Linked DNA regions of Homo sapiens: region 2 is linked to region 1. The links are chromatin contacts, found by Hi-C or POLR2A ChIA-PET in ENCODE. All regions are on one chromosome and are shown on one strand. Each heading gives the region's core, a stretch centred on a gene start or an enhancer-like site at or near the end of the contact. The rest is flanking DNA. Distances are from core to core; before and after follow the strand shown.

The links. Hi-C counts contacts between places; a loop is a spot of excess contacts on that map. ChIA-PET counts read pairs that join two places held with the same protein, here RNA polymerase II (POLR2A). Pooled maps may share reads with other maps.
Region 2: a pooled map shows a loop between it and region 1 (9-fold over the local background). The contact joins the enhancer-like site here to the promoter of BEND7 in region 1. A Hi-C loop is called at or near these places in 6 of 50 pooled maps. POLR2A ChIA-PET finds 5 or more read pairs at or near these places in 3 of 52 experiments (A549, H1 and T-cell).

Annotation. Positions count from the first base shown.
Region 1 is chr10:13,526,159-13,530,811 of GRCh38, reverse strand. It overlaps BEND7 (BEN domain containing 7), which reads left to right and starts at 1,798. Exons shown (of 9, transcript NM_001369863.1): 1 at 1,798-2,339; 2 at 4,591-4,653. The coding sequence starts at 2,279. BEND7-DT (BEND7 divergent transcript) reads right to left here and starts at 2,208. Exons shown (of 2, transcript XR_930674.3): 1 at 2,160-2,208; 2 at 548-792.
Region 2 is chr10:13,773,219-13,777,871 of GRCh38, reverse strand. The region is part of intron 6 of FRMD4A (FERM domain containing 4A); the gene reads left to right. Among named protein-coding and RNA genes, the nearest start is that of PRPF18, 190 kb to the right of the region's middle. RefSeq lists an enhancer at 2,477-2,646. Within about 2 kb of position 1,896, at least 4 of the 41 ENCODE cell types and tissues checked have a DNase peak (open chromatin) inside an H3K27ac peak, as active enhancers do.

The DNA of each region.
Region 1 (4,653 bases), core at 549-3,048:
ACGTGGTGGTTCACGCCTGTAATCCCAGCACTTTGGGAGGCCTAGGCGGGCTGATCACTTGAGGTCAGGAGTTTGAAACCAGCCTGGCCAACATGGCGAAACCCCATCTCTACTAAAATACAAAAAATTAGCTGGGCGTGGTGGCCCATGCCTGTAATCCTAGCTACTTGGGAGGCTGAGGCAGGAAAATCGCTTGAACCCGGGAGGTGGAGGTTGCAGTAAGCTGAGATCGCACCACTGCACTCCATCCTGGGCGACAGAATGAGACTCTGTCTCAAAAAATAAAAAATAAAAAAAAATCCAAAACATCTTCAGATTTTAATGCCTGATTTTAAAGAAAGGGGTGGCAGGGAAGGAAGAAACCCAAATAGGGTAGTTGCTTTAATCACTGTTACCACTAATTTTCTGAGAGCAGCAAAGCGCGTCTAAGAACTCCAATAAATCTATACTAAATTTTATATGTCCCATACATATTTTCTGGGAAAAAGGGCCCTTGAGCTTTGAACACAATCTCAAAGGAAACAGTGACTAAAAAAGGTTAAGAACCTCTTGTTGAAGGGTTTGCTTTATTGAACGGAAGAAACAGTTCTCCCTCTCCCCTCCACGCTAGGTATAACCAGCCTTCCGGATGTGCCGCCTTTGGTATCACCCAAGATCTCGGGATGGGTACCCATCCCTGCCTCCACTGCCTGGTTTGCTGGTTACCCTGCTCTTTGGTTCTGTTTCTCCATGTGTGTTTCTGCAAGCTGCCTCAATGTCCCCCTTCCTCGGCAGTTGTCCTACTCTGTGTCCCTGAAATAAGAGCGGTTCCTCAGCGGCTGCCTCATTTGGGTGAGACCCACGTGACACTCATCACATTTGTCAACCTCCCCTTTTTCCTCTCTACTCTTTTGGGGCCACTGGCCTTTGTCCCGTGCCGGAGAGGTAGCCCCCCCATCCCCCGACTCTTTACCCTCTTCCTGGTTGGGTTTGGCAGATACTTTCACGCATGTCCCGTCATGTTCCTGTCCTACCATTCCCAGGTAGTGTGAAATTCTTTTCCTGGCCCACTCGAAAGATGTGAGAAAGAAATGGTGCCTGAAGTGCGCTCTCTGATCCCCCGAAAAGAATATTACACATAACTACTAAGCGCTTTGTGTTTGGGTCCATGATTCCGACATATGACGTGGAGAAGCATAGTGCCCTGCACCTGCCTTGACCATGGCCTCCTGAGAGTCCCCAGGGCCACCAAGCCCCCCATTCCAAGTGCTCTCCTTGAATGTGACTCGGCTCTTTCCACAATCCGCCCAGCCTGGGTTAGGGAATGGGAGCTCTCTACTATATTCTTCTCCACAATATTCTAAAACCTCCTCTCTGTCCTTCTAGAGAGAGCGCAAATGGGTAAGTTTTTTCCCCCTAAAACTTGCTTAAAATCAGCGCGTCGGGCCCCGGGGCGCCCGGGATGTGAGGGCGGGGAGGTGGTTGTCGGGGCGGTCCGCGCCCCCACGGCGAGGTGCACGGAGTTAGCTCGGCCCAGCAAGCGGCGGAGGGAGGCCAGCGAGCGGGGTCTGCGAGCGGAGGCCCGGGCGGCGGCGTCGTCCCCGGGGGCAGGCAGGCCGGCCGGGCCCGGGCCAGGGCGCTGCGCCGCGGCCTCCGCGCCTCCTCGGGGCGCCGCGCGGCCAGGCCGGCGGCGGCCCCCGGGGATGGCGGCGGCCGGGCTCCGCCAGCAGGTGGCCCTGGGGTCCCAGCGGCACCGCCCCCTCCGCCGGCGCCCCTCCTCCCGCGGGGGCGGTCAGCGCCCCGGCCGGCTCTGCACCCGCCGCCGCCCTCCCCGCAGCCCGCCCGCCGCGTCTTCGGGGCCGCCGCCGCCGCCGCCGCGACCGCAGGCTGAGCCCAGGCGGGCCGGCCGCCCCGAGCCGCCCCCCGCCTCCGCCGCCGCCGCCGCGCCCCGGCCCGGCCCGCTCCCAACGGAAAGTTGGGCTGCGGCGGGCGGCGTCTGGAACCCGCGGGCCGGCATGAGCGGGGGCCGCGGGGGCGCCTAGGGCACCGGGAGGCGGCGCCGCGCGGGGGCAACTTCGCCCGGGAGCCCACGCCGCCGGGCCCCGCGCCTGCAGCCCCGAGCCGGCTCGCGGTGGTTCCTCCCGTCCCGCGGCCTCCCCTCGCCGACTCCAGGCGCGGACCTTGGTCCCGGCGGCTCCGCCGCGGTGACACGAGCCCGCGCCGCCGCTGCCGCTGCCGCCGCTGCCGCTGCCGCCGCTGCCGCCGCCTCCTCAGCCCCCGCCGCCGCCTTCCCCGCACCATGGAGTTCTCCGAGAGGAAAAGAAGCAGGAAATCCCAGAGCTTCAAACTGGTGAGCCGAGGTAAGCGGCCGCCGGGGCGGCGGGGGCAGGCAGCGGGCGCCGCGCCCTCGGCCGCCCGCGGGGGTCCACGCTGGGGGGCGCGCCCTCCCGGAGCCCCCGGTCCTTCCCGGTCCCCCGGTGCCTCCGCCGGGCTGGCAGGCAGGGCCGCGGCCGCACACGCCGGGCGGCGGGGAAAGTTGTGCGGGGGGAGCAGGGATGTTATTTAACGTAAACAAGTCGGAGGGCAGCTCAGGAAATTAGCAAACAATGACACCGGGGGGCCCGAGCCCTCCTCGGGGCGCCTCCGGGGCAGGGCTGGGGCGGCCGCGGACCTGCCTGGCCATCAGGCCGAGCGTGGACCCTCGGACCTGAGATTTGCTGTTTTTGTTTTCTGGGGTCTTCCCCCTTCCCCCCGCCAAGAGAAGGAGGAAAAAGGATGACCGTTGTTGTTCTTTTTAAGAAGGAGAAAGAAGCTCACGCCGTGTCCAAGCCCAAGGCGGAATTGTTGACATCCAACATCTCTAGCTAGCTGATTTGGGTTGGAAAGGTGTTTTAGACTAGATCATATAGCAGTCAGATAAGCATCCTTTAAAAAAAAGAAAAAAGAAAAGAAAGAAAAGAAATCCATCTAGTTTCTGACGAATTAACAGGTGTACACCACACTCTAGGGTTTGTATTTTGTCAGGGAGGGGAAAGTGGAATACAGTCTTGTCTGTGTTCAGTTACTTGTTAAGAGTCTTTATCTTCCTGATTTGACTTTTTTTTTTAAAAAAATGATAACTCAAGAGCCATCGTGAAAATATATCTCAAAATGCATTGTCATCTTTAATTAGGGGCAGGTGACTTTTTTCATTGTAATGTCACAAGTCCTCATATTGAGTTTAGACCCGCTCTGTTTAAATGTCGTCTTTTAATCAAGTTGAGGTCAAAGCCAAACCCCAACCTGTCCACTTTTCCTCTGTCGTTTTCTCTAGCATTGGCATCAGGGTAGAAACTCCAACAACCTGCAGAAGTCACGTGTAAACTGATGAAAATTAGTGAAAAAATCGTGGACAATTGCAAGTAATCGAATTTTTCAAACTGAGCTAAGCTAGCTAAGATGTGGATTTGGTTCATCTGAAAATGCTTTGATTATAGGCATTTTGAAGATCCATTCTTATCTGCCTCCCCTAATTTAGTTTGGATACTGTTTAATGAAAGAGGCCTGAAATAGTTTCACGCATTCAAAATACTTGGCTCTTCCCACTTTCTGAGTAAATTTTTTTTTCCACATCCGTGTTGATTACTCAGTTACTTGGACTTTTAAAAGTCTCTGTCTGGGTGATTGCCCTGTTGGTGCTATCTGATTCATTCAGGAATGTAAGCTGCTTTCTTATTGATGACCTCAGAGAACTTAACTGCTTTATCTTAAAAGTGAGAGTAGTTTTGTTGACTTTGTCCTGTGAGGTCTAAGGCCAGAGAAAGGGGACTAGGTGTTAAGGAGGAACCTCTATTTTCATGCCTTAGTGACCCTGCTTTTCAAAAATAGAAGCAAAAATGCAGTAGCCTCCATAGAGAAGCTTGTAAAATACTGTATTTGAAACTTTGACTGACGTAGCAAGTTTTTCCTTTTTCCTTTTTTCTTTTTCTTTTAATTATAGGTCTGATTCTTCTCTTTCTCTGCAGGTGCAGTTTTAGAAAATAAACTTGCATATTAAATAAAGTGCAGTAGCTGAATGCGAAAGAGTCACTTGTGTGAAAGATGAAAATCTTGCTTTCTTATCCAAATCATACTACATTTGAAATAACAAATCAGTATTTTTCATGTGTGCTTGCCTTTAAGCTGCTTAAAGGCTGAGATTTTCTGGGTAAACTGAGAAAACTAGAGTGCTGGCTAAACTTTAAAGCATACTGTTGATATGCTGGTGAAAATGGGTTGTGAAGAGAAATTTGGAAACCTCCCCTGCTCTATGATTGGGCAAACATACTTGCCACCTCAAAGAAAAAAAGCCTAAAAATTGGCATCTGTGGGTACAATTTACCGTGAACATGGTGTGATCAAGCAAAGCTGTCTTCTAAAGCCAAAGTAATCTTTCAAGTTTGCGTACTCCAGAATAAGCAAAGTTTTAGGAATTATTATTGACTACAAATTCTGTGATTATTTCAGTTCTCAAAAAGTTTATTTATAAATTATAGAGTATACAAACTAAATAGAATGAGATTCTAGACTTGACTGCTTATTCCTATCTTGAGGTCCTTAGGATTCTAATTTTTGGTTGTTTTCTCATGCCAGATTATCACCACGAGGTGTATAAGATCCCAGAATTCAGCAACGATGTTAATGGGGAGGCCAAAG
Region 2 (4,653 bases), core at 647-3,146, 250 kb before region 1:
AGCCGAGATCGCACCATTGCACTCCAGCCTGGGTGCCAGAGCGAGACTCCGTCTCAAAAAAAAAAAAAAAAAAAAAAAAATTGACCCAAAGCCTACTTGGGCAGACGCTTGGGGAAAGGGAGAGGAGTTGCGTTCAGTACTGTCTTGTCCCAAATGCTGAGCTGGCACTGAAGGCCTCTGAACATCATGCACGCCTAGGACTTTGCGATTCAGGGAAAATTAAAAAGAATAAATGTCAGAACTAAATACTACAGATGCCCTGAGTGGAGGTGATGACACCTTTGCAGCCAGCCACATTTAGGTTCAAGGTCCCGACAGCATCAGCCCACATGCTGAATGTCACTCCAGAACCCAGCCCTCTCTTCTCAAAATCTTTCCTTGGGCTTGGGCACATAAATGACCACAAATGACCAAGGGACAGCATCTTTCAAGTTGATATAGGAGACCAAGTCGCATCCCAAGGCCCCCTGTCTCCCTCCTGTGATCAAGAATAATATTTTCATTTGTACAAATTGCCATTTAAATTTTTTATATATACTATGATATTTGAGCCTCAGCATCTCTGCGTGAGATGGAGCGAGAATCGCTGGCTTTCCAGAGGAGGAAGTAGGTACAGAGAGGCTAAGTGACTCAGAGACAAAGGACTGGGGGATGGCTGGATAGCCTGTGTAACCTGTGTCAGTGTAAAGATCATGAAAGGCACTGCTGAGTGGTTGACAGTTCAGCTTTTGCTGCCGGGCAGACCCAGGTTCTTTTCCCAGGCATGCCCCTTGGTAAAAGGGATAAATGTGGGCACCTCCTGTAACGTCTCCAAGCTTCCCTTTCCTCTCTAATTGAGCAAGGATGTTATAAGGCTCTAACCACAACCTTCTTGGGAAGATTCAGTGAGATAAAGCATGCAAAGTTCTTAGTCCCATGCCAGGCATGTGATTAGCTCGTTGGATTTAGACCCGAGTTTTTTTCTCTTGGCTGTGATTCTCTTTGTGCCACCCACACAGCCCCCTGGTGCTTTGGGGACCTTGAAGAGCCCAGAGGGTAGTGTTAGACCCAGATAACCCATCCCGATGCTGATACCCGGATGCCTGGGTTTACCCAGCGTAGGTTTAGTATCTGCTCCCTCCCTGTCTCTTGGGGAACGGTTCCTACTGTATGTTAAAATCTAAGTTGTCAAGGTAAAATAAGCCGCTTATTTCTGCTTTTTCAAAGTTCAATTTCATTCACTTTTTAAAGTATTAATATTTGTTTCTATCAAAGTAATAGATGACATCATTTAAAAGTCAAATGGTTCCACAAGGCTGATTATGACAAACAGCTTCCTCCCTGCAACTCCTGCCACTTGCAACAGTTTTAGCTGTTTCTTCTAGTATTTGCCTCCATATAGATAAATAATTGACACAGGGCATTATTCCTTGATTGATTCACTTTTAGGTTGTTGAATTCCTGTTAAAAATGGATGAAGACGGCCAGGCACAGTGGTTCACACCTATAATACCAGCACTTTGGGAGGCTGAGGTGGGAGGATCACTTGATCTTAGGAGCTTGAGACCAGCCTGGGCAACCTAGTGAGATCCCATCTCTACAAAAAACACAAAAATTAGTCGGGTGTGGTGGCACATGCCTGCAGTCCCAGCTTCTCTGGAGGCTGAGGTGGGAGGATTGCCTGAGCCCCAAAGGCGGAGGTTGCAGTGAGTCCAAGAGTCCAGATCACACTACTGCACTCCAGCCCGGTGGACAGAGCGAGACTTTGTCACAAAGAAAAAAAAAATAAGGATGTAGATTTAGATTATAACCACCCACATTTTATTTCCTTTTCCATTTTCTTAGTATGGTGATAGCATAATTCTGGCTTAAAGCCGTAGTCATAAGCATGACATTATCGTGACTAATCCAAGTAGTATCCTGTGGTTGCAGCTCGTTTTTTAGACAACCCATTGTTTTACCCAAAGGGAATACTTGCCTTGCTTTCACTTATTTAGTTACTACATACCCTTCACTTTTCTCCCAAAAGTTCCTACAGATTCTCAGATGTCTACCAATATTAATTTCCAGCTACGTCGGGTAGTTCTCGTTCCTCTTTGGTTTGATTTTGGTTGCTGTGGCAGCTGCTACTGCTGTTGTTTTTCCAGGACCTCCCTCTTAGACTCCTCCAACCTCCTGCTCCAGCCTGGACTTGGTCTCATGCAGAGTCTCAACCCGGGATGCCGCATCCCCATCAGGGTCTTTCCTTCTCCCTCGTTCTGTATTGGGTCCTCTCTTTCCCGGATCCGGAGTCTTCCTGTTTTTTGTTTTACACCATTGTTTCGCTGGAGAACATCCTGCAATCAATCCAGAGAAAGCGCATATGGGAAGTAAAATGTTTGGATACTGGCATATCTGAAAAAGTCTTTATTCTAGCTTTGTATCTAATGAATAGTTTGACTGGATATAGAAATATACAAAAAAAAAATTTCTCTCAGAATACCAAAGGCGTTGCTCTGGAAAAGCCCACCATCCTATCCATTGTATGTGACACCCCCTTGGGCTCCCCAACAATGGGATCCTTTGGGAACTCCTTTTTGCTCCTTCTGATCTAAAATTTCAGGATGGGTGCCCTGATGTGGGTCTTTGTAAATCCATTGTACTCTGTGTTCGATGGGCACTTTTAGTCTGGAGACGTGACATGCATTCTTTTTTAGTTGTGAGGTTCTTTTTGGATTGTTTCTTTGACATCTTCTCCCCTCTTGCCTGTGTCCTCTCTTTCCAGAATTCCTATTTATCAAATGCTGGGCATGGCCTCCCACTCCTATACTTGTCTCTCCAGCTGTCTATCTCTGTCTTTTTATTCTACTTTCTGGGAGGCTTTGTCAGTATTTACTTTAATCTCTTCTCTGGACTTTCTAACCTTTGCCATTATGGTTTTGTTTTTTGTTGTTTTTTTTTTTCTTAAATTTCTAAGAGTTTCTTTATATTATCTGATTTTTTAATATTATGCTATTATTGTTTCAGGAACATAATATCCTCTCTTATCACTCTGATAATATTAGTTATCATTATTATTCTATGTTTCCTTCCAGCTCTTTTTTTCCAGTTTATTTGTGTTGGTCTCTCTTTCCTGTACGAGGCTTCCTCAGTTGTCTGCTGGCCCTGGTCTGTTGCTTCACACTTAGAAACTAAGCAGATGCTCCATTTCAGGGTGGGATGGTCCCCCAGTGGGTGTCCCTGTGACGTGATCCCGTCGCAAGCTGGTTCTTTCCCTGGGGAACCCCGAATATCAGTGTCTTGGTATCTGGACATCTTTCCTCTCTGGCTCTCCATTCTCTCCAGAAAAAACCCTTCCCTTCCTGCCTGGGACATGTCCTCCCACATCCAGGGATCGGGAGGGAACAGTCTCCACACTGGGTATAGAATTCCATGTAATTCCTGCACTTCCGGTCCACTTCATCCCTGCTTCCTGTTCTTCTTCAGAGAACGAACCTCTCATCTCTTTAATAGCAGAAAGGCGAGGAAAGGTGTTTGGCTTTGTTTTGCTATTTTTCCCAAACTGTGAACACTGCCTTCCTACCTTCCTCTCTCTTTCCCAGCAGGCAGGAGGCATGGCCACAGCAGACGCCCCTCTCACTTTCTCTTCCCTTCCACCCCCCTACTTTATACAATAGAGCAGGAAAATGTAGTCATAATCTATCCAAGTTGCAGAAAATTAAAATATGGATATGAGACAGCGGGGCTGTCATTGTGTGCTTCCGGTGGAGCAGGAGGAAGTGTGGAATAGGATTCCTACATGGTCCAACAGTGTTTCTGATGTGCTTGAACTCACTAAGGAGACAGGTGGGTGATAGAGAGGACATTGGCCAGGGCGTGGATACATCTCATTTAGAAATGTGAGTCCCGTCCCATGGGAAACTCTCACAGGAAGCCTGCCTGGAACGTTGCGTGTTCCCTGGAAAGAGACCAATAAGACGGCACAGCTTTCCCGCCAAGCCTTTTCCATCTGCTCCTCTCCCTCTTCCGGTGTGGCTTCCAACAGCCAACTGAAGGTGCCCATCCATCAGCCCCTGCAGGAGGCAGCGGACTTGTCCCATGAGACAGGAGCGAGTCAGGGAATGTGGACCCTCAGCTCTTCCCGCACTTTCTGGCTGCAGGATTGAATCCTGCCTATTCTGGGTTCTGCACTGACAGAAGAAGATGATCCACCATCAAAAATTAGTCATCACAGTGATGTCTGAAAGCTTTGCAAACATAGGTCGTAAAATGACAGAGTCTGTTTAGTTTTTTTATCAGAAAGATTTCCACAAATTATACATCTTACAGCTATAAGAGAAATCAAGAAATCACCAGCTCCCAATCTTCTTTACATGCAAACCTTCAGAGAGAAAAGAAAATTGGTGCTCATGTCGAAAGACCTTTCCATTCAGTTCCTCAGAGAAGTACTTTGATAGTTCCTTGATTGAGGTTAGGTGGCGTGAGTGGCTGTCAGAATGCCTAGATGCACCATCAGTATCATCCAAAAGGCCACCGAGGTGGCTAACTAGGAGAAAGGGCTGTATTGGCAGTACCGGTTTGCAAGCTGAGAAGAGAAAGTCTCCAGCGTGGACTGAAGGTGCTCTTTTTGAAAAGGAGAAGGGCAGGTCGGGTTTTATGACTCACGGTGTTCTTATTACATAATAGAGTCATACA